2 separate regions of the Homo sapiens genome follow, and region 2 is linked to region 1. Evidence: chromatin loops called from intact Hi-C (ENCODE). Cell type or tissue: endothelial cell of umbilical vein. All regions are shown on one strand. Each heading gives the region's core, and the rest is flanking DNA. Links, peaks and the distances in the headings are about the cores only.

Evidence for each region. Peaks named below come from ENCODE experiments on the same cell type or tissue, not always from the same donor. Only the 100,000 strongest peaks of a DNase experiment are listed, where the experiment ranks them.
Region 2: it touches region 1 in a loop (8-fold over the local background); 2 of 110 quality-filtered maps call a loop at or near these places.

The regions. Positions count from the first base shown.
Region 1 is chr11:36,151,383-36,163,643 of GRCh38, forward strand. All of the region lies in intron 4 of LDLRAD3 (low density lipoprotein receptor class A domain containing 3), which reads left to right. Among named protein-coding and RNA genes, the nearest start is that of COMMD9, 130 kb to the right of the region's middle. RefSeq lists an enhancer at 1,975-2,144. In endothelial cell of umbilical vein, for the core only: no CTCF peak of the experiment used is centred there; a DNase peak (open chromatin) is centred at 5,059; H3K27ac peaks cover 2,729 bases.
Region 2 is chr11:36,226,612-36,238,872 of GRCh38, forward strand. It overlaps LDLRAD3 (low density lipoprotein receptor class A domain containing 3), which reads left to right. Exons shown (of 6, transcript NM_174902.4): 5 at 474-819; 6 at 2,549-5,525. The coding sequence ends at 2,786. Among named protein-coding and RNA genes, the nearest start is that of COMMD9, 57 kb to the right of the region's middle. RefSeq lists a silencer at 10,588-10,882. In endothelial cell of umbilical vein, for the core only: no CTCF peak of the experiment used is centred there; DNase peaks (open chromatin) are centred at 4,920 and 6,820.

The DNA.
Region 1 (12,261 bases), core at 1,687-9,686:
CACTGCTGGCCACTGTGCCAAGACCTTCATATAGATAATCTCAGCCCTAACAGTTGGACTCTGTTACCGCCATTTTACGAAGAAGGAAACTAAGGCTACAAATGTTAAGTTTCTTGCCCAGGGCCACATAGCTAGTAAACAATTGGGCTGGGCTGTAGTCAACTCAGGTCTCTTTCCAAAGCCCATGGTCTTTCCATGGCACTCCGCTCCCTCCTTAATAGATGCTAAGTTCCGTGAGGGCGGGATCCCACTTTGAATTGTTTTTAGTCTTCCACCTCCTCCATTGAGCTTGATAAATGTATATTGGTCAAAATCCCCAGTCCTGTCTAGTGCCAGTTACACATCAGTGTCTGTAGTAGAGACCCTGGCGCTAGCATGAATTCTACCAAGCAGGCTAGACTTTACAATCAATCAATAGAATAAAAGGAAGGAAAATAAACAGTTCCTCCCAGCCCACTGAGTACTATTGTCTTGTCTCTTAGTACCACTACAAGGAAATGCTAGATCATGAGCTGGGGCTACCAGAGAGCTTCATAGACTTGACCCCAACACTTTAGCTGGATGACTTGGAGAAAATTACCCCAAAGTGTCTGCAGTGACTTCTGTGACCACCACCAGCTTCCCAAACCAGCCCATCCAACTCCCTTTTCCTGAGTGAGGTAAAAACTGGTAGAACCAAGGAATGCTGAATTTCCAAACGCCTCCTAAGGGAACTGAAACCGCAAATTGGCCACTTGGCTGAGAAATGCTCTCTTTCCCTCCAACACACACTTTCCTTTTCCTTTAGCTAAAGAATCCATAGATGAGTCTCACTTTGTGATACACGTGCTCCTGAAAGCTGTGTGGAATTGAGTCATTTTCTAAATTCACCAGGGAATCTTTCCATTTTAAAGAAAATCTCTAGTCAGTTATAAAACCAGATGCTATCAGAGACAGAAAGACCATTAGAGGTTTATCTAATTCAGCTTTCGTCTCATTTTACAGATGAGAAAACCAGAGAGGTTAAGTGACTTGGCCACAGTCACACAGCTCGTTAGCGATAGGAATTGACCTTAAGTCAAACAGAGCCTTAGGTCCTCTGATGCTGGTGCCAGTGCTTTCCCCTTTCCAAACCTCTTTCATAATGAAATCACCCAGCCCCTACCCGTGTCCCTATTCACTCCCACCAAAAAAATCCTCCATATAGTCTGTTTTACAAATTCATCCATTCTTCTTTCAGGGAGGGTTTCATCTATACTTCTGGCTTTGTCTGCTTCCAACTCCCTTTGGCCATTTGCACAGATCAGCTTTTCTAACAGAAAGGTGTGCAGAAAAAAGTTGAAATAGCAGGTCTGTTTTAGGATAAATAGTTGGGACGCTTGACAGCTTGCACCTGGTTTCCCCCAGACTTTACTCCATGCACCTTTTTCCATGCTATTTTTGCTCTGTAACCTTTTGCTCTAATACATTGTGCCTGTGAGTACAAGTATATGCTGAGTCCTGTGAGTCCTCTTAGCAAATCTTCACAATTGGGGTGCTCTTGGGGACCTCCAACAAAGAGGGAGAGGAAGCTTTCAGTCAAGGGTACAATCAAGCAGTCTCCTTTCTTAATTGAGGCAGGGATGATTAAGGTTTGTGGATGAATACTCTGAGGTCCTGCTCACCTGGGTTCCACTCCTGAATCTGCCATTTACCATGGATTTGTGGCAAGTTATTTTCTCACTCTGAGCCTCAGGATCTCCAACAAAGGGGTTAGTAACACTTAATGGCTTCGGGTTCTTGGAGGACGCCGAGAGATGCCCAGCATAGTCGGGGTGCTTGACCAGGATGTGCTCCATGGGCATAGGAACTCTGAGTTGTAGATGTGGTATCCCCACTTCTCAGAACAGGTCCTCCTGCAGCAAATATTTGTTGAATGTATACTTCAGGAGTGAATAAATGCCACCTAACATTGCTGCAGAAAGCACTTGAGCCCAGGAGGGACCGGAGATTATTGTCAAGCAAGATGAGTAAATTCCATATAAGTTTCTGTCTGAGCACTGGCTGGCTCTGGTTGCTGTGGGAGAGAACTTTTAATTGAACACAGTTGGGGGTATCTCTGCTTTCCCAGACCTTTTGCTGGGTCAGTTGGCACCCCTCCCTCTCTTAGGACATTGAGGCTTGTCTCTGGATTACCTTGGTTGATCTATTTCTGGATCTGTCTGTAAATTTGTCATAAAGGTAGACCCTGTTACCAAGTACATGTTCTTAATTAGCAAGACACATTTTGAATGGCTAAGTGGAACATCCCTTTTTGCAATCCCAGTGACCCATTTCCCAAGTGCTCTCTTTTGGCCTTATTTTTTTCTGCTTCTTGAACAAAGGAGAAGGGAGGAATGCAGCTATGTGCATATTTATTTGCTCTAGTGGTGGGCAAATGTTTAAATTCCTGCCATTAGGGGGTTTCTCTAGCTTGCTTTGCTTGTTAATGTTTTTTTTTAACAGGATAAATCATGTGCAAGTGTCATCGATAGACTAACAAGAGGTAGGCGGGCCATGGGAAAGTAGAATTTACCACCTCTCCAACAGTTCAAGGATACTGTTCTTCTAAGTTTTTAAACATTGGTTGGAATTGTGCCTTCAGTGGGGTGTGGGGGAGTTGGAGAGGCACCTTCATCCCAGACTGAAGGCCAGAAGCCTCGGGTTCCAGTTGTGTCTCAACCACTGAGTTGTCCCAGAGACTTTGGCATAAACTGCTTGACTTCCTCGGCCTCTGTTCTTCTTTTTGTAAAGAGATGAGTTCATCCAGAATGTTCTCTCGCATTCTGGCATTCTTAAAGAGTCCCAATTTTGAGCTCAGAGAATGCCACACCGACTGAAAGTAAGTCACACCTTTAAACATCTGGGGGACTTAAATTTGAAGAATGTGCCCATGATACTACCACCACTGATGTACCCAGCCTGCGGGTGAGCCAGGACAGGTAAATGGTGACCCACTGTTAGTGTCCAAGAGATGACTAGACCCCAGGTGGCACAGCCTAGGGGCTCTTGGACCCCACTTATTCCCTTTGTACCCAAGTAGCTTTCCTAAAGCATGTTCCTTAGAACCCTAAATCCACAAGCAGCTCCGCCTGTGGTCACATGAATTTGGGAGGCACTTTCCCAATCTTAGAAATCACAACAGAGGTTTAGAGAAGTCGTAGGGAAAAGAAATTGTTTGTTGTTGTCTAACCTGTGTTTCCTGAACTTAATTGACCAAAAACCCCGTTATTTTCCCCCATTCCATACTGCCTGTAGCCTCCCATGCAAACCCATTTCAGAACCTGCAGCTGCAGTCAGTCTGGAGTCAGGTAACTTAATTAGGAATCTGTTTCATGTCTTATCATTCAGTTCCTATTGGTTAATTTTCTTGGAACTTATGTCAGAGGGACATCCATGTGCATCCTAATGACAGCCTCATTTGAGACAAAATTTTCCATCATGGACAAACCAACCACCAGGTGACCCCAGGCAGTCTCCCCTGGCCTCTACCACAAGTCCCTCTCCCAGGAGCTCATGCTGTCTTTAGGCCCAGTCCATCTGTCTGTCTGCTTCTCTCTCTCCCTTCCTGTCCTCTTTCCTTGGGCAGCTCCTCCTCTTCCCCATTTCCCTGTTTTCCACCCTCTCACCCTTGCCCTTACTTTGAATTCTGCTGGGAAGAGGATGGCCTTTTACCCCAGACCCACAATCTTTCCAGTTCAGGCTGGTTCATTTGCCATCATTTGCTTTCTCATTGATTAGGAATTAATCAATGGCTGACAGTCTCCCCAGAGTGGATCACAGCTGTCTAGGAAATCTGCTGACCTAGAAAGATTTTCAGATGCTGTTAACAACCCACAGATCACGCTGTCAAGTATTTTCTTTCTTCAGCAGCTCTTGGCATGGCGAGCATGTGATTCTGCCCCTCTGCTCTGTGGCCTTTCAGTGACATTCATTATTTATCCGGGTCCTTTGAAGCTCTGCCTCAAAATGTTGCCAGAAATTCCAAATTATTTTCTTCCTTCTTGTTTAAAGAATTTCATCTAAAACTTTGTTTGGAGAGAGCCCGCTGAAGTCATAGTTATATTGACTTCCGCGTCTGTTCCCCAGCTCATCTTTGCTCCCTGTTTTCTCCCCACGCTGGCCTCCGTGCCTGGAACAAGTCAGACTTGTGTTATTTCCCAGCTGTGTGACCTTGAGCAAGTGGCTTAATGTTTCTGAGCCTTAGTTTCTTCCTCTGTAAAATAAGGATAATAATACGTACTTCACAGACTAGTGGTAAGGATTAAATGAGACAATGAGAGAATGCAAAGCACTTAGCCTAGTTCAAGAACATAGTTATCCATCACTTTAGGATACAGCAGGGGCCTCTTGTTCACCCCTGTTATTCCCAGGGGTACCCGCCTGGCTCATAGTAGGTGCGTAGCAAGATTTTTTTCAATGGAAACTAGAGTGGGATGCGCCTATCTAGAAAATCCTCTGTTGGAGCCTAGTCTTGGTCCTTAAAAGTCCTGGGCCTGCCTTCCCCCTGCCTTTAAGAAGCTGAGCCAGCAATAGTAGCATGTGGCCACCTGCAGGGCTCTGTGGAGGAAAGAGCTTTGAGCTGGGAAATTATGTTCTTAGATGAGTCATGTTCTGCCTCACCATTTCTTTAGTGGTTCTCAATCCTAGTTGCACATTAGAATCACCCAGGGAGCAGTTTTTAGAGACTCCATACAAGAGATTGACTCTGCTGATTCGAGGTAGAGCCTTGCGATGTGTCAGAAGTCCTTTGCTTTCGTTGAGAAGAACGTACTGAGTGGAAATTGTATAACCTCATCAACAGCTAAGCACCTGAAGGGATAAAAAAGACCGCCAGTAGTTGGCAGTCTTGGTTGAGGCTTCAAGATTGAATCCAAAGCAGCTTGTGATTCCTTTGGAGTGGCACGATCCCCAACTGAAGAGCTGTTTGCACATACACATTGTCACTGCAAACTCAAAGCCCAAGTTTGTTCGTATAGCCAGCTCTGCCCAGCAGGACCCTGGGTAGGGCCAGGTGCCTTGGCAGAACATGGATGGGGCAGTACAGGGCCACTTGGATCAGGTCCACCCATTTGCCATTGTTAGCATGAGCTGAAAGAAGTTGGGTCTCCCAAGGCAGTGCTGTCTCACTGCAGTAAACAGCAGTTTTCAGAAGATCTACGTCCTTGAAATATACACAGATTGGGTTTTGTTTGTTTACCCACACACAGCCTTCTCTTAGAGGGGAGTTAAGGTAAGGAAATGACTGTCTCAACACTCACACCCTGATGTGGCATTATTTGGCAACAATAACTTCTTCATCATCCCCTCCCCTCCTCATGGCACCCACCCAGCTGGCAGAAAATGACAAAGAAGGAAGATCAGCATTCATCATCTTCAGCATGATATGGTTTCAGAGATTTTTAGCATTTGATTTGTAACATTTCAGAAGGCAACATAAATCAAGCTGGTAATTTGTTTTGTCATGCCAAAAAAAAAGGAAAATCTGAATTCATTTGGGAGAACGTGTGTATGTCAGTCACTGCCTTTTCGGATCTGGTTGAAAAGCTGCAAATATTTTTCTCCACACAAAGTACATTCAGGTTTTGTTGATGATGTTGTTAGTACAGATCTCCTCTGGGGCACTGAGTAACCCTGGGGAGAGGATGGGAAACAGCGTAAGGGCTGTAATTTTCAGCCTGGAATAGAAGCAGCAATTTTAGGCAATTTAAACAATTCTATTAAGGGCAATCTTTTGGTCTCCTGCTGGAAAGAGAGGACCCCATTCAGAATGCTCCCAGTAATGCTGTAAGGGGCTGATGGGGTCTCCAGATTGTATACAGTTTCCTGCACCCCCGAAACCATCATAGAGGATCTCTGCCCCCTCATGCCTTTAAACGGGAACATTAATAATTTCCTGCTTAGTGCAGGATGTAGTCCAAAAACTCAAAATGAGTTGTCCAGATAAAGGGAGACCTCTGGGGGATGCCAGACAAACTTGGTCTTGTCAGAAGAGAAAAACTTGAGAGGGAGTTAATTGAAGAGTTTCCCACATTGCAGCTTGTGAGTGGTTCTGTTGCACTTTTGTTGATTTTTAAAATTTCTTTTTATTTAGTCAGTTTTTAAAGTCCCAAATGAACCATGGGGTTCTTGGCCCAGAGAACAGATGAACATTGGTTAGGCCAGGGAGTTATTTTCCAGCAAACTGCCCATGAGTTAAACTCCACTCTGTGGATTGGGGGTCATGATAAGGGAAGGGAGCCCCTACTATTTTGCGGGTCTCTGTTTTGAGTGTCTTAAAATTCTAGTGGAGTAGGAGCCATTGGGACCATCACAGGAAGATATAGCCCCTGGGTGGGAAGCAGGGTGTCTGTCTTTTGGAGGGAGCGGAGTGTCTCCATTTCAGTTGTTGCTGAGACAGGCAAGGTCTGGTGGTTGAGGAAACATCTTTTTCTCTCTGAGCCTCTTTTTGAGCTTAGATTATAAGGAATCTAGATCTGTCACGGGTAGATGCTTCCAGGTTCTGGGAGCAGAAGGCACTGCTACAAGGAGGCAAGTTGGGGACTCAGTAGAAGGTAACCTGTTGGTTAGTAGCTGTTAAGCAATTTGGACCCCAACCTACAATAAGAACTACTTTTATATCACAAATATACAGATAGGAAGTCATTCTACATTCAGCACACTGACGCAGGTATTTTTTAATACATTCTATTCCCTTCTTTTCGTTTTATGCTGGCCCTGACCCACTATGTTAGTTTCTGTACTTATTATACTATTTGGTTGAGACCTGATGTTGAAAAAACATTCCAGTGGGATAGTCTATGAAGATAGCCTCAGCACATGAGTTATGAGAGCTGCCTCAGCTGTGAGAGTTCCAGGCACGTCACTGTCCGGGGGTAATTCCCTTTGAGTTTCATTGAATTTTAAGGAAAAAGCCCCCTTGCTCTTCCTCAAATGCACCAAAGACTCTCTCACCCCAGGATCTTTGCACTTGCTGTTCTGTTCACTTAGAACACCTGTCTTCCATATACCCAAGGGTCCACCTTCAGCTCTTTATCAGGTGCCACCCTCTCAAGGAGAACCCCATCCCCATCCCCACCCCCTGTTTAAAATTGCAACCCATCACCAACCCCGCTCCCTCTTCGTTCCACTTACCATGTTCTGGGCTTTTTTTTTTTTTTTTTTGCCACAGCATTTATTATCTTCTCCCAAACAATATACCCTATAACTTTTTATTATATCTACTCTCTGTCTCTGCCCACTACCATGTAAATTCTGTGAGGGCAGGAATTTCTGTTCTGTATATCATCATATCCCATCAGCTGGAGCAGTGCCTGTGGTGTGACAGATGCTCACTGAAGACTTTGTGGAATGAATAAATGAATGAATTAATGCTGTTAAAATGATAGCCTCTTCTTACTACAACTGTCTTTTATTTTTTTTAATTGATACGTAATAATTGTACATATTTACAGGGTACAATGTGTTGTAATCCATGTATACGTTGTGTAATGATCAAATCAGGGTAATTGGCACATCCATCACCTTATATGTGTGTCATTTCTTTTGGTGACTACATTCAGAAAGGTCTAGCTATTTTGAAATATACAATACATTATTATTAACTATAGCTGCCCTACTGTGCAAGAGAACACCAGTTTTTCTAATTGTAATTTTGTACGTGTTGGCTGCTTTCTTAAATTGTGGAAATTAAAGGAAGGGCTGAACTGTTACTCAGATTTGAATAGAAATGAGGAAGAAGAAGAACAGTGAGATAAGGAGATAGTGACAGTGATACATGTTGACAATTCCATTGAAAAAGAACTTGGCCGGGTGTGGTCGTTCATGGCTGTAATCCCAGCACTTAGGACACGAAGGCCGAAGCATCGCTTGAGCCCAGGAATTTGAGACCAGCCTGGGCAACATAGTGAGACCCCCATCTATATAAAAATTTTAAAAAACTTGCTGGGTATGGTGGTGTTTGCCTGTAGTCCCAGCTACTGGAGAAGCCGAGGTGGGAGGATCACCTGAGCTCGGGAGGTTGATTCTGCGGTGAGCCGTGAGCACGCCACTGGACTCCAGCCTGAGCAACAGAGTCAGACCCTGTCTCTAAAAAGAAAAAGGAGCCAGATGCGGTGGCTCACTGCTGTAATCCCAGGGGAAGCCAAGGCAGAAGGATCACTTGAGGCCAGGAGTTCAAGACCAGCCTGGTCAACATAGTAAAACACCGTCTTTACAGAAACTAAAAAAAAAAAAAAAAAAAAAAAAGCCAGATGTGGTGACATGCTCCTGTAGTCCCAGCTACATGGGAAGCTGAGGTGGGAGGATTGCTTGAGCTTGGGAGGTTGAGGCTGCAGTAAGCCCAGATCATGCCACTGCACTCCAGCCTGGCAACAGAGCGAGGCCCTCAAAAAAAAAGGAGAACTCAGGGGACAAGAATCAAGGTGGCAAAGGCCTATGACCTTTGCCCACAGAATAACCACCCCTACCCTGGAGGGCCAGGACGGTTCCTTCCTCTCCTTCCATCCCAAGCCTGAGTCTTATGTTCCCTGCCCAGTAGTGAGTCCTCCGGCAACTCATCAGCAACACAGAGCCGCAGGGCTTTTGTTGGGACCCCCTTGAAAACACTCAGTCCCACGTTGCTGCACATTGCTAGTGGTTGATAAGACCGTTGCAGGAAAATTTATAAATCCGTGGCCTTACTGGCTGTGAGCGAGGCAGATAAGCCACAGTCTGACAGAAAGAAAAGCATCTCCCTTCCCTGTTCTTGCCTGAGATGCAAAGAATAAACCTGAATCTGTGTGGTGAATGAACGTCCTGGTGAAGTGAACGTGATAAAATTCCAGCTTGCTGTTTTGTGGGACGTATTGCAGGCACCGCATCTTTGTTCTCAGTCCCCTCTGCCCTTTGTGTGGGCCAGCCTCGAGGGACGTGGCCCAGTGAATCCTGGGGGAAAATCACGCTCACAGAAAGCCAGCGTGATTTCCCAGCCAGAGGAGATAAGGCCCGTGGGAGTGAATGGCAGCTTAGCGACCCCTGTTGCACCAAATCCTCCTTGAAATATTTAATTATAAGATACATGAATGCTTATCCCAGCAGTTATTTTTTCCTCTTAACCCATATTTAGCCTTGCAGCAAAAAATAAAATATGGTTCCTGGGAGTTTATCTTTCTTTTAATGAGGCTCTCAGGGGTCAGTTTTTTCCCTTAAAAAATTTTTGGCCCATCGTTCAACCCAGGAACTCTGCTTGTCAGAGAGGATCTTTGAATAAAATAATGCTGTCTGGTTCTTTTCATAGGTATCGTTTACCCTTTCATATTGGTTTTCAGTTTTAAAAAGTATTTTCACATAGAAGAAATCGGGACTGAAAATGCGTTAGTGACCAGCTCAAAGTCACACAATGACTTAGTGAGAACTCGAAATGGAAACAGGATCTTTTTTTTGGCGTGGGGAGGGACAGAGTTTCGCTCTTGTTGCCCAGGCTGGAGTGCAATGGCGCAATCTGGGCTCACTGCAACCTCCGCCTCCCAGGTTCAAGTGATTCTCCTGCCTCACCCTCCCGAGTAGTTGGGATTACAGGCACCTGCAACCACACCCAGCTAATTTCTGTATTTTCAGTAGAAATAGGGTTTCACCATGTTGGCCAGGCTGGTCTTGAACGCCTGACCTCAGGTGATCTGCCCACCTCAGCCTCCCAAAGTGCTGGGATTACAGGCGTGAGCCACCGCGCCTGGCCAGAAGCAGGATCTTGAAGCTCTCAGAATGCCCGTCTCTCCTTCTGTGCACAGTGAGGGCTTCCCATTCTTTCTGATTTCCCTTTCCTGTAGCAGAGAGGGGAAGATACTCCACATTAGTCAAGAGCTTTAGGGTACCAGGCACTGTGTGTAAAGTACATTTCTTATATTACCCCTTTGATTCCTCCCAGGAATCCTATGGCATCTATAATACTATCCCCATTTTCTAAATGAGGAAATGGAACTTCAGAGTGATTTTGTTCCAAGTAGAAATCAGGCTCTGGCAACTGCTTCCTGCTAGCAGGGTGAGATACAAACTTTTACAAATAGCAGACAGGCCATCATATAAATATATGATGTATTTATAAATACATACCTGTAGATATATTTCTAAATACATATCTGTAGATGTGTTTATAAATGTGGGGGAAACAGATAAAAATCCCTACCCTTGTGGAGTCTACATTCTGTTGATTCATTTTGGGATGGATGGATGGATGGATGGATGGATGGAGTACAACAATCTTCAGAGGCCAACTCCACTTCAGTCCCGGCAAATTCCTCTTACAGAAGAGCGGTAAGATACATTGGTAGACATATACAACCTGGGCTTCAGACCAGGGAAGTTTTATTTTGCCACTAAATTTAGCCACTGTATCAACACATCTCCCAGCTTACAAGATGACTGAGAACAAGTGTAAGTTCTTGAGGACACAAGCCCTTGCCTTAGTCAGCTTTGTGTGCCCTGCTGTACTTAATGCTTCATGGGTGTTCATTAAATGTTTAAATGAATGAGATGCATAATTCAGTTACGATGAGGCTCTCTGAGAATGAGTTAACATCTATCGAGAGTTGTGCAGTCCGCAGACTTAGAAATATCCAAAAATAATCACCCCTAGAGAGATCTCTGCAAATCAGTAATGAAAGAACTGAAGTAAAACTATAAATCATTCCGTTAACGGTTTTATACATTTACAAGTAAGTAATTTTGGAAGCAAAATTGGTGTATAAGCTGTATTTAGCCTCGATGTGCTAAGCAACTTTGAACCAAATATAAATTCCTGGCGTGGTATTTTTAAGCCACGGTGGGGGCAGGGTGCTGGGGAAAAAGTTGAGTTGGAGGAGCATCAAAGCTATTTTTGTAAGTTTCATCTACATTTTTAGAAAGATGCATTTTTGAAGAATTGGGATATCAGTCACTTCTCCCTGGCAGGATTCCTCATCAAGGGAGAAATGACAGCATGTCCGATCTTCCTTGAGTCTCTAAAGATCGCATTATTAAGATGGTTTCTGTCACTGTGCACCATGTCTGAGAACATGTCTTGGCACACCACCCTGTCCTTCGTCTCCTGATTTATAGCTTGCAATAGACTTGTTGAGTGTGAAGCTAGAACCCAGACAGAATGTTAATGCAGGGAAATGACATGTGAATCAGTGGTGCCCTGGGCTTTGAGTGCACATGACTGAGGGGAGGCCCAGTCAGCTGTGGCTGTGCTCCTCACATTAGCTTTGATTTGCTAGACATTGCATGAAGAATGAAGCAGAGCCTTAGCCGTGAGCTTCTCAGACTGGAGCTAAGCCGTGGTCCCTAAGTCTATAGCTTCCCACTGGAGACTGACTTAATTAGCCAGGATCCTGAGCTTGGCTAATGGTGGGCCCAGTGAATGCTTGATTTGCAATGGAAATGCCCAATTTGGTATGGAGTCTCCATTTTTAAAATGCATTGGCTAACTTTGCAGCTTCCCCCATCCCCTTCTCATGACAGTCTCCCTTTCTGGAATATTTCAAATGCAAAGGGGGAAACAGGGTTGTCGTTATATCTGGATCCTATCCACAAGGGCTCAGCAGCTGTGATGTTCAGCAGGCCAAATACAGACCCAAGAGACCAAACAGCTTCTTCCTTCCCCAAGCAGTTAAAACAAAGATCTGCTCACTGCCTTGCCTGTGTGTCTTCATGGGTGTTTGATATCAGGGTAAACTCTAGGGGCTAAAAGTGGGAGCAGAAAAAGCAATGCAAACGCATTAGGCGAGAAGCCAGGGCGGATCAGCAAAAGGTCTGGAATTATGGAAGGCTGAAGATAAGCAGTTTTGGTTGATTTCCAACACAGGCAGTTGCCTGCTTTAATGTCTGGATAAGAACTTGCCTGTAATTGGTAGATGGATTGCTTGGCTATAAATGGAGCCTGAAAAGAGTCTATTCCCTTCCAGCAATTAAACATCCCCCTGACTGCTGCCACTTTCTCCACTCTGATTATTCAGCAGACCCATTCTTCTTAATACACAGCACCGAGGTGTGGCTTAGCCCAGCCTGGTTTGAATTAGCTTATGGGATCCACATTAATGAAGCCTAGCCTTACTTCCCTGCATATGATGTGTGACTGGGTATAGTCAAGTGCCCAGTGTAGGTAAATAGATTTCGGAGAATGGTGATGTAAGATACCTACCAACCATATGTGGAAATCCTTTTCAGGATGGTTTCCCTCTGCAAGACTGTAAAGGTAGGAAATGCACTGCCTTTCCCACCCCTTCACTCCTGCACCCATTTGATAAC
Region 2 (12,261 bases), core at 2,480-10,479, 76 kb after region 1:
GCAACCATCACCATAAACCAGTTTCGGGACATTCCCGTCACCCCAACAAGATTCCTCATACCCATTGACTGTTAATCCCCATTCTCTTTCCCACTCCAGGCAACCACTAATCTACTTTCTGTCTCTGTAAAATTGCCTTTCCTGGAAATTTTGTATATACAGAATCTTACAATATGTGATCTTTTGTGTCTGGCTTAGTTCACTGCATCATGTTTTTGAGGTCCATCCATGCAGTAGCATGTATCAGTATTTATTAACTTTTTATGGCTGAATAATATTCCTTTGGGTGGATGTACCACGTTTTGTTTATCCGTTCATCGGTTGGTGGACATTTGGGCGGTTTCCACTTTTTGGCTATTGTGAATAGGGCTACTGTGAACATTCGCATGCAAGTTCTGGGGCTGATGTTGAAACACAAAGATTAGCCAAACTGGTAACCTTCTCTCTTTTCTCTCCTCTCTTGGGTTTCTCAGAACCCGGCAGTGGGCAGGTGTTTGTGACTTCAGAGAACCAACTTGTGTATTACCCCAGCATCACCTATGCCATCATCGGCAGCTCCGTCATTTTTGTGCTGGTGGTGGCCCTGCTGGCACTGGTCTTGCACCACCAGCGGAAGCGGAACAACCTCATGACGCTGCCCGTGCACCGGCTGCAGCACCCTGTGCTGCTGTCCCGCCTGGTGGTCCTGGACCACCCCCACCACTGCAACGTCACCTACAACGTCAATAATGGCATCCAGTATGTGGCCAGCCAGGCGGAGCAGAATGCGTCGGAAGTAGGCTCCCCACCCTCCTACTCCGAGGCCTTGCTGGACCAGAGGTGTGTGCTGGATGGAAGAGATTGAGGCGGGAGAGGTCATCCATTGCGGGGAGGGGAATAGGTGCACACACTGAGGTTCTTAGGTCTTGCCAAGAGCCTGGCTTCAGCTGCTATAGGCAGTGGCAGCATCTGACATTTGCCGAGTCCTCGCAAAATTCTCTACATGTATCACCTCATTTAATCCTCTTAGCACCTCGCTGAGGGAGGAAACTGATAGGAATGTTCCAAAACTGGATTATGGTGATAGTTGCACAAATCAGGAAATTTCCAAATTCTACAGATGAGGAAACTGAGGCTCTGGGATGTTAAATGACTTGTCTGAGGAACATACAGTTAGGATCCTGGCCTGCTCCTCCTGGGAATGTCACGCTGGTCCATGTTCTGGCCACAGACTAGCTCTGAGCCTCACCTGCTACTGCAGAGCAGTGCCCAGTACATGTGAGAGGTTTGGTTAATATCTGTCAAATGAATGGATAAATGAAGAAGTGAATGAATGAGAGAATCAGTGAGTTCCTTAACTTTGCTTGGCTTCATCTATAAAATAAAGGAGGTGGAAAGGAGCACTTTCAAGCTTTTTTAAGCAGTACCACATTGCAAATGGAATTGTACAAGAACTCCCAGTATGTATAAAGCCAGGAAGCAGAGTTCTGTAGTTGAAGCAAGCAGTGGGCCCGTTTCCTGATCAGCATCCCTCTTCCTCAAGCTCTGCCGTGTATGGCATTAGACATTTTGCTGGCCGTGTTCTGATGGTGACTGGGCTCTTCCTTGGACCCTCTTCCATGGCAGCTCTTACATTATTGAATCTTCGTTTTCCTTCCTCATAGAAGGTGAATAAAGTTTCAGAGGTCAGGGGAGAGGATGGCGCTTAAGGATCTCTTTGCAAATAAGTGTAAGAATTCAGGACCTTCCTCACCTAATAAAGTTCCCACTCATAACCTCTTCATTTGGACCACCCAGCATAGGGTAAGGTTAAAATTGCTGAATCTGGAAACAGAATGCGTGGGTTCAAATCCCAGCATTGCTGTTTACCAGTTATTTCTGATGCTGGGCCAGACATTGAATGTCCCTGTGCCTCAGTTTCCTCACCAGAGCAACAGGCATGAAAGTAATGCCCACCTCCCAGCATTCTTGTGAGCATTAAATAAGGTAAGGAATGTAAGGGGCATGGCAAAGTGCCTGGCTCATGAGAAGCCTTCAGTAAATGAGAGCTAGAAAATAAAATGTCTTTTCTGTTAAATTCATTCCTTTTAAGCCCCTTCTGCCGATACAGACCGAGGTGTTGAGAGGATGTCCTCTCACCCCAGTTCATAGCCAGGAAGAGTTGGCTTTCAATAGAAATGCCAATTCCATGTTCCCATCAGAGGCCCAGTCAAGATACCAGCCCAGCCTCTTGGCCACAGGGCTTTTGGCTGATGGAGCAGAGTGGCAATGCCAAACCACCCAGGTTGAGCCGAGGGACTTGGTGGGCGACCTCATTCTGGTTCTACCCAGAGGATGTGGTTTTGGCACCGTCCGGTCAACACCAACCAGCCAGAACACACTGGCCTTTTCTGTTCCGATGTGGTTCCTGGTCCTTGAATTAATTGTCTTTGTACTTGGAGGGAAAAATCTCATTTCGCACTGGAAACACTGTCTCAGAAATGGGCTGAAGTTGGCTTATCTTGGCCCTAATGTGTTCTCTTCTCTTCCTGTCTCCATTGCCCCTGCCCCCCTGCTGTCCCCATCACAGGCCTGCGTGGTATGACCTTCCTCCACCGCCCTACTCTTCTGACACGGAATCTCTGAACCAAGCCGACCTGCCCCCCTACCGCTCCCGGTCCGGGAGTGCCAACAGTGCCAGCTCCCAGGCAGCCAGCAGCCTCCTGAGCGTGGAAGACACCAGCCACAGCCCGGGGCAGCCTGGCCCCCAGGAGGGCACTGCTGAGCCCAGGGACTCTGAGCCCAGCCAGGGCACTGAAGAAGTATAAGTCCCAGTTATTCCAAAGTCCATATGGGTTAATCTGCTCTGACTTGTTGCCATTCTAACAATTTGTGCTCATGGGAAGCTCTTTAAGCACCTGTAAGGGTGTCTCAAGTTACAGTTTGGGATATTAACTATCTCTGCATTCCCCTCCTCCCCCAGACTTCAGAGATGTTTTTCTGGCGTCTCAGTTGACATGATCTGTTGTGCGTCTTTTCTGTCAGGTCACTCTTCCCTTGGGACCCGAGATCACACCCTCATTTTTCACATTATTCTGTTTCTGTTGGAGAGACAGCATATAAAACAGTATTGAAATAGGCTGGGAGAGAGCAATGTTTCTGTGCTATATTGGATGCTCAGAAGTGCAGGAGACGCTGGACCCAATTCTCTCTGCTGGGTAGTTACCTTATAGCATTTGGGGATTTGGGTTAGATGATCTAACCAGGAGGCCATCACTGGATGGTCACCCCCCCAAAAAAATTCCATTTGAGCATCAAAACCTGCTTTGCACAATCCTATTTGATGCCCCCAGTTCAGCAGAGTCAGTGGCCAAAGAAAACTTTGGACGTGAGTAACACCCTTCAGCAGTCGCAACGTTATTTTGGTTTTGTGAAGGACTCTGAAACCATCTACCCTGTATAAATTCTGGCTTTAGAAATTTGCCCAAGAATGCTCATTCTGAGAGCTTTCCTCAGCAGCATATATCATCAGCCTCATCCTAAAATAGGCAGGGAGCCCCTCCCATGAGTTTATCCAAGTTCTCAGCTCCTAAAATGCAGGCTGCCAAGACCCTACACCTGCCCTGGCTCTACAGCCACTTACCTGGTTTCTGGACTGTCACCCTCCCAGCTGACCTGCCCGTAGCCAAGGAATGAGGACCTAACTTGAGTTGGCCCAAAGTCTGACCTGGCTGTATGTCCCTGTGGCCCACACCCAGCCTGTCTTGCTCATTCATGCAGCCTCAACACTGGCCTCCAAAGTTCCCTTAACACTTGCAAAGTCCTTTTTACCTGTGCATTTGGACTTGAGGACACTGGTTTCTATCACAGGTGAGAGCCATGTTCAATACCTCCAGCAAGCTCTCCTGGCTCCCTGCACTGTGCACGCTCCTCTTCCCAAGGTCCCAATACCAGCACCTCTAGTTAGAGTTAGGGTCAGGGTCAGGCCTCTCCCAACATCCCAGTAGTTTCTCCTCTGAGACACATGGGCAAGAGACAATTTGGAGTCAAGATTTTCCATTTGGATCTATTTTAAATCTTTTAGAAATGCATTTGAAACAGTGTGTTTGTTTTTTCCCTTCTAGTTAAGGGACTATTTATATGTGTATAGGAAAGCTGTCTCTTTTTTTGTTTTTCCTTTAACAAGGTCCAAAGAAAGATGCAAAAGGAGATCACACCCTTGCCCCGCTGAGCCCCGTGATAACAAGTCACTCCAGACTAACCTGTGTGCCAGACATTTGTGCATTGTTGCACTTTGAGGTTATTATTTATCAAGTTCTTGAAGGAAGCAGAAAGAGGGACTCCTCTCTCCCTCCGTGTATAGTCTCTATGTTTGTGCTAGTTTTTCTTTTTTTTCTCTGTGTCCAGTCAGCCACAGGGCCCGCCTCCCTGCAGGAATAAGGGGTAAAACGTTAGGTGTTGTTTGGCAAGAAACCACACTGACTGATGAGGGGTAAAATGGAACCAGGTAGAGCCACTCCGGGCAGCTGTCACCCATTCAGAACTTCTTTCCGCAGCTGAAGAAATGTTCAGTAACCTGTTTGACGCTAATTAAAACAGAGCCTGCAGGAAGTGGGGCTAAAGTGGCATTCAGTGATCCTGTTCTGTAGACTTTTCTTTCTTTTTTTAACCAAATCCAAAGGATGTTACAGAAAAGCTAGCCACTGGTATTTTGTTTTGTTTAAAAAAAAAAAGAAAGAAAGAAAGAAAGAAAAACGGAAAGGAACCTAGCTGCCTGTATCTTTCATTTTTAAAATAGCACTTGAGTTATTTTCTGAGTAATCCAATAAAGAACTTTTGATGACAGCCAGAATGTGTTAGAACTCTGGCTGAACATTTCATCTCCTGTGAGTCAGAAGGGCTTTATTTCTCCCTTTGATGGGGCCCCTTCTTCTTTCTGGTGCTCTGGAAGTTGTTTAGAGGAAAGAATTCTAATTTTAATTAATTGCGCAGTGAGTTAATCTCACTCGCTTTTCTGCTTCCAGGCATCTTAGGAAAAACAAATGGTTTTAGTAGATAAGGGATGCCTACTAATGCTTTTTTAAAACAAACAGGGACATTTTTATTATAGATTTGATTTTTTTAATGAATGTTTTTAAAAATATATAAATAGGACACCAAAGCGGCAGGGTTTTTTTGGGGGGGAGGGGGTTTGTTTTCCAACTCAAGATGGCACATTAGTGGCCAGCAATATTTTTTAACTCATTCCAACCAGGAAGCTTTTTTATACATTGCCTAAATCTACGCCAACCAGAAAATAGTCTCATCTCTTTTTTTCTCAAATGAGATCCGTGTTTTATTTTAGCATTAAATTAGTTACACTGTGATGACTGGCCTATTACCTGACTCAGCTCCCTCTACCTTGAAATTGACATTTTTAAAAAATGCAACTAAGTGGTTAATAGTGTGTGACGCTCAAAGTTAATGTAAACTGGAAAGGTTGTGTGTCGTTGCTTTTTGTGTTTTGGTTAGGCTTGGTTTTGTTTTTTAATTTTTATACTTTCTAATAAATTTGCAGTTTCATTCTTTCTGTTTGTGCAAATGGTCCTTGACCCACTCATTTCCCTTATAGCAATATAAACAGTGGACAGTCACTTCTGTCATAGCTTTTGCAATGAATTTATGCCATAATAAAATGAGAAAAAGGAAGAATATGTTGGTGGGACCTCAAAATGTGATGGATGCTTCAGGATTCTGCAGCTGATATGATTGGAATACAGAGGCAAAGTTGTGGACACCAGTTAATGTAATGGGCCCTGGGAAATCATATTGGAAGATGGGTGTTTCTGCCTTTGCTACAGCATTGTTCAAGGGAAAAGGACAAGTAGCTGTGATAACTGTAACAGATTCTGACCACATATTCAGGAGCACACTATAGCTCTTGGATAGGTGGGCTAGTAATTAGTTTCAAAACACAAATGGCTCAGATTGTCCCCATCAATGATGGGAACATCTTTATGCTTTTTTAAGTCTAGTTTTGGAGCCACATGTTGGCCAATGCAGCAGGGACATCTGCCTGGGAAGGAAGTTAGGATGCCCCATAGGTCACCAGCACCACCATCATGAACAGGGACAGTAACTCCAGCCCTGGCCGAAATGAAATCCACATGGAAATCCAAATGCAAGACCCACAGTACCAAGATTTGGATCATGTATTGATCCCAGATTCCTCAAATGAAGACTGGGCTGTCAGGCATGTGTATCCCAAATATATGCTATGTCATGCCCTGCCCCAAGTGATGTAGAGTAGACTTTCCCAAGCCCCAAAGATTTGTCAAGTTACTCATTTCATCATCCCTCGAGGTACCTTATGAATACCTTTTTTTTTCTTTTTTTTGAGATGAAGTCTCGCTCTGTCGCCCAGGCTGGAGTGCAGTGGCGTGATCTCAGCTCACTGCAAGCTCCGCCTCCCGGGTTCACGCCATTCTTCTGCCTCAGCTTCCCGAGTAGCTGGGACTACAGGCACCCACCACCATGCCCGGCTAATTTTTTTTTTTTTTTTTTTTTTTTGCATTTTTAGTAGAGGCAGGATTTCACCGTGTTAGCCAGATGGTCTTGACCTCCTGACCTCGTGATCCGCCCACCTCGGCCTCCCAAAGTGCTGGGATTACAGGCGTGAGCTGCCACGCCCAGCCATGAATACCATTTTTATGGATGCCAAGATGAGCATTTTTTATGGATGCTAGTGCTTTGCAATGATTGTAAAATACTCAGCTAGAGCAGGGGTTGATAAACTTTCTCTAAAGGGCCAGAGAATAAATATTTTTGGCTTGTGGCCGTGTGGTTTCTGTAGCAACTGCAAAAGCAGCTATAGACAATACAAAATTGAATGGATGTGGCTGTGTTCCAAGAAAACTATTTACAAAAACAGGCTACTGGTGGGATTTGACCTGTGGGCTGTGGTTTGTCAGTAATCTAAAGGATCACTTCCACATTGGGTTCATAGATGTAAAGCTAAGGACACTGAAGAGAAGAAACAGTTGTGTTAATGGCTTGGAGTACTAGAACCCTTGAAATGACACCAATCTCAAAAAATTAAAAATAGGCCGGGTGTGGTGGCTCACGCCTGTAATCCCAGCACTTTGGGAGGCCAAGGTGGGCGGATCATGAGGCCAGGAGATTGAGACCTTCCTGGCTAACATGGTGAAACCCCATCTCTACTAAAAATACAAAAAAAAAGAAAAATTAGCCGGGCGTGGTGGTGGGCACCTGTAGTCCCAGCTACTTGGGAGGCTGAGGCAGGAGAATGGCATGAACCTGGGAGGCAGAGCTTGCAGTGAGCCAAGATCGAGCCACTGCACTCTAGCCTGGGTGACAGAGCGAGACTCCGTCTCAAAAAAGAAAAAAAATTAAAAATAGAAAAACTCATGAAGCAGACAATTCAAGGCCCCTATTAGTTCTCTTCCAAAATAAGAAGATACAGGATTAAGCTGAAGAGAGGCTTTCTTAATGAAATCCTAAATATTTGGGTTCAATATAGCAATCCTAGGAAAAAAAAAAAACAAAAAACTACTCTTACTGGGAGTTCTTCAAGGTCATGAACTCACACAGCAATCTGTCTTTTTTTTTTTTTTTTTGAGACAGAGTCTCACTCTGTTGCCCAGGCTGGAGTGCAGTGGCACAATCTCGGCTCACTGCAACCTCTGCCTCCCAGGTTCAAGTGATTCTCCTGCCTCAGCCTCCCAAGTAGCTGAGATAATAGGCGTGTACCACCACACCTAGCTAATTTTTTGTATTTTTAGTAGAGACGGGATTACACCGTGTTAGCCAGGACGGTCTCGATCTCCTGACCTCATGATCCACCCGCCTCAGCCTCCCAAAGTGCTGGGATTACAGGAATCTGTCTTTTAGAGAAGGTCCATGGGAGTGAGTGACGTGGTATGTCCATTTTCTACGTTGAGCTTGCAACCCACAGGCAAAGCAGTAGATTCTAAGAGTGAATTGAATGAGAAAGAGATTCAGGTGGCTGCAGTGGAAGTGTATGAGTGTACATAACTATGCACCCAGTGAGACCCTTAGGGAAAAGGTCAGTGAGAAAATATACTGACTCCCTTGACATCCTACAGCTAAACAAGTTCATAGGACATTAATTAGAACTCCTAGTTGTAAGTTATAGAAATCTGACTCATACATGATTAATTGCATTAAATTTTAGAAGATATATTGTCTAAAGCAACCAAGTCCAAGATTATGGAACTTTTGGGTTCAAGCAGACCTGGATCCAGCTGCTCAACAGCCTTCATTAGGAATTTGTTCCTCCCTTGCCAGTTTCTCAGCCCTGCTTGCTCATGGAAAAGAGAGTCCAGAAAACCCAGGTTCACAGTCTCAGGAGAGGCACTCTCTCCTAGCATCTATAGAAACCTTTAAACGGACTCACGATTGGTTGTTCTTGGTCATGTGACCACTACTATGAGTGGGTCTCAGTCCCTTGATTGACAGCCCCACCTGAATTACATGAAGTGGGAAAGAGAAAATTCCCATATGGAAAGAGTCTGGTAGTAGACCAAATACCAATATATCTGCTGTAAACCCCCACCAAAGAATGGGACTCACAACTGGCTGGTACAATTTGTAATATACATAAGAAAATAGCAGACAACTACAAGCTTCAGACAATGTAACCATGGGCATTATATGGTCTGAAAGAAACAGAGGCAACGTTGCAGTGAAAATTTCAGGAGACTCAACAGCCTTTCCTTAAACCTATGAGGCAAGGTTAGTTTCAAGTTGGGGTTGGATCATGTATACTTTTGTGAGACGGTCATGAATAAGCTGTGTAGGAGGAATTCTACCCTAAAGATACCCCAAATATCTCTTGGGCTCAGAACTGTCTCCCAACCACTGAAATGGGGCAATTATCCTGCCAAGAGTTTCCCCATCCTTCACAGTATTTTTAAGCTGATGGATCAGAAATATATTCCCATTCATCACCCTTATCAAGCTACCTAAAGACCTAGACTCAAGTATGCATGCAGTTAATGAGGCTTTCCATAGTTAACCATTTGTCTATACCTGAAAGTTAGGATGTGTCAATATCTAGAGAACCATCCACTAGAAATTTTGGAACAGCTTGTGTCACTGGAGCTGAGGGGCTGAGTTTCCATTATATTGAGAGCTTGAAGGTATAATCATGGGGAGCTGTGATGAAATATTGGAGGAAGCATGTTAATTTAAATATTACTGATGCCTCAGTTGGGCTGAGTTTATAGTCTGAGCAAGGATAATTCACTCTAAAGTTCTAATATCAGGCTGTATTTGACTTTACATGCTTTTCAAGGTCACCGTTGACGGTGAGTCATCCCAGTGAGCCAGCAGAGAAAAGGCATTCCAAGGAGCACACATGCATGGGCAGTGTTTACGGGCCAGACCTGGAAGCAACACACACCTTCACTCACATTTCATTGCACAGAGCCTGGTCAGTCCCATGGTCAGACCTACCTGTAAGAGAGGCTGAGAAGTTAGATTAGCTGTGTGTCCAGGAAGAACCAGAAATGGATTTTGGTGCTGGTGACCAAACCTGTGTTTGCACTCTTCTTTCCCTTCTGAAAGAAGACACCCAACCATTCCATCTAATCAGATCCAAGATCTGGGATCTGGTGAAAATTTCTGTCAGGTCCAAATTTGGCTTTTCTAGAATGACAACTTTTCAACCCCACACAGCTCATATCATCTCTCCCCTAGATTGCCTCCCTTTGGCCTATTTTCAGAATCTCTTTCTTTTCTTTTCTTTATTTATTTATTTATTTATTTATTTATTGACAGGGTCTCATTCTGTCACCCAGGCTGGAGTGCAGTGGCATGATCTCTGCTCGCTGCAGCCTCAACCTCCCGGGCTCAAGTGAACTTCCCACCTCAGCCTCCCGAGTATCTGGGACTGCAGGCATGGGCTAACATGCCCAGCTAATTTTTGTGTTTTTTGTAGAGATGGGGTTTTGCCATGTTGCCCAGGCTGGCCTCAAACTCCTGAGCTCAAGCGATCCGCCCACCTTTACCTCCCAAAATGCCATGATTCCAGGCACACACCAGCACTCCCAGCCTATTCTCAGAATCTTTGAATAACTTTTCCAGGCACACACCACCGCTCACAGCCTATTCTCAGATTCTTTGAATAATTGTCAACTCACTGCGGAGAAAGATCAAAATGCTAGTCTATGGGACTTTCCACCACCTGGCTTCTCCCTTCTCCCTTACCCTGCTCCAGCTATCCTGACCACCCTCCTGGTTCGAACCTACCAGGCAGACTCTCAGCTCCCAAACTTTGTTCTTGCTGTTCCCTTTACTGGAACAGCTTCTCAAGATCCCTAGAATACTCTTCCCCATCAGAGAACCATCAGGAGCCACAGCCACTTGGAATATTGCTATTGATGTCTTTGGGACCTCAGCTGTGGCCACACTGAGATTCGTGGAAGATGGAAGTACCAGACTCCTTCTTGACCAAGATACTGATTGATCCCTAGACTAAAGCAGTACATGAGAACTTGGGAAGGTGAGTTGAAATACCTTGAAATAATAAACAATACACTGGAATGTGAAGAATGGGACTAAGTGATGGAGGTGGTACCTGAACACATGCCCACCTGGGGGCCTGCTCTTTTGGTGACCCCTCAATAGGTATGACTCTTTTGCAAGAGGACTTGGGCCAGACCATCTTGGAAGTGTGTTCTTGGTGTGCTAGTCTGTGAATCAACTAAGAGCACACCGACATGCCAGGCAACTTCCCAGGGATAGGACCGCAGATTCTATTTGAAAATGGTGGCATCCCCAGTTTGGAGATAAGAAACTGACACTTTGTTCAAACAGGGAAAAGAGGTAAGAAATTATAGAAAGAGAAGACAGGGCCAGCCTCCTTTTACATGAAAAATAAACTGCTTAAATAACTCAGCCCTCAGTTACCAGGAAATGATTGAATGTGAATGTCTTGACCCCACTTGCTGGCTTGGCTTAGATCTAATAAGTGATCTTTTCATGAAAATGATGTTTGTGCTTGCCTGGTGTATCAGCTGGGATCAGTCAGAGCCACTACAAGTATTACAGGAATAAGGGATTTCATATGGAAATTAGGGCTTATCCTGTTGCAGAAAGAGCTGGTGGAGGGATGGTCTGGAAAGTTGGAGGATCTGGGACATTATCTCCAAGGCCACTAGCCTGGGGCCTGGGACAGATGGAGAAATGAGCTGGCAAGGAAGGCCAAGAAGGTGCTGCTACATGAAGACTTCAAAATGGTATTGCAACAAGTAAGCTCATGGAGAAGACTGTGAAGCCACGTGTCTGACTACCCCAATACTTTGAGAATAATGACTTCTGCTCAAGCCCAATCCTCTGGCCCTCCCAGAAACTCTTCAAGTCACTTAATGAATTCCTTTTCTGTTTAAATCAGCAAAATAGGCTTCATCATTTGCAGCAAAGATCCTAACTAATCCAATATTCAGCCCAATGAGTTGTGGGAGAAATGAGCACTGGATCTAGAGTCCAAAGATCTGAGATCAAGTCTCAGCTCTGCTCCTGATCTTGTGACTTCACACATATCAGTGTGTCTTACCAAAAATCAGTGTCTTGTCTACAAAATGGTTGTAATAGTCATTATCTCTTCAAGCAGCATTGAGAAATCCACATGATATTGCAAAGGAAAGTCCCTTGTGAAGGGTAATAGACATTTTTAATGGGAAGTCCTGTCATTGTTCCTTCACTATGAATCCAAACTGCCCTTCCTTTAAATGCTAAGGAACTGGGAATTTGCATTAAGCAAATCATGTCAGGACAAAATCTTGACTGCACCTGCACCCAGGAGTTGAGTGGGTCCATTCACATGCCCTTTTTGGAAATGGAGTGATATGGTTTGGCTCTGTGTCCCCACCCAAATCTCATGTTGAATTGTAATTCCAGTGTTGGAGGAGGGGCCTGTTGGGAGGTGAGTGATTCATGGGGGTGGACTTCCCCCTTGCTATTCTCATGATAGTGAGTTCTCATGAGATCTGGTTGTTTAAAAGTGTATAGCACCTTCCCCTTTGCTTTCTCTCTTCCTCCTGCTCCCACCACGTAAGATGTGCCTTCTTCTTCTTTGCCTTCTGCCATGATTGAAAGTTTCCTGAGGCCTCTCTACCCATGCTGCCTGTACAGCCTGCAGAACCATGAGCCAATTAAACCTCTTTTCTTTATAAATTACCCCATCTCAGGTAGTTCTTAATAGCAATGAGAAAATGGACTAATATATTGACTGACTGACAGGATAATGCAGGGAGAAGGGAAGTAGAGCTGTTTACTGGC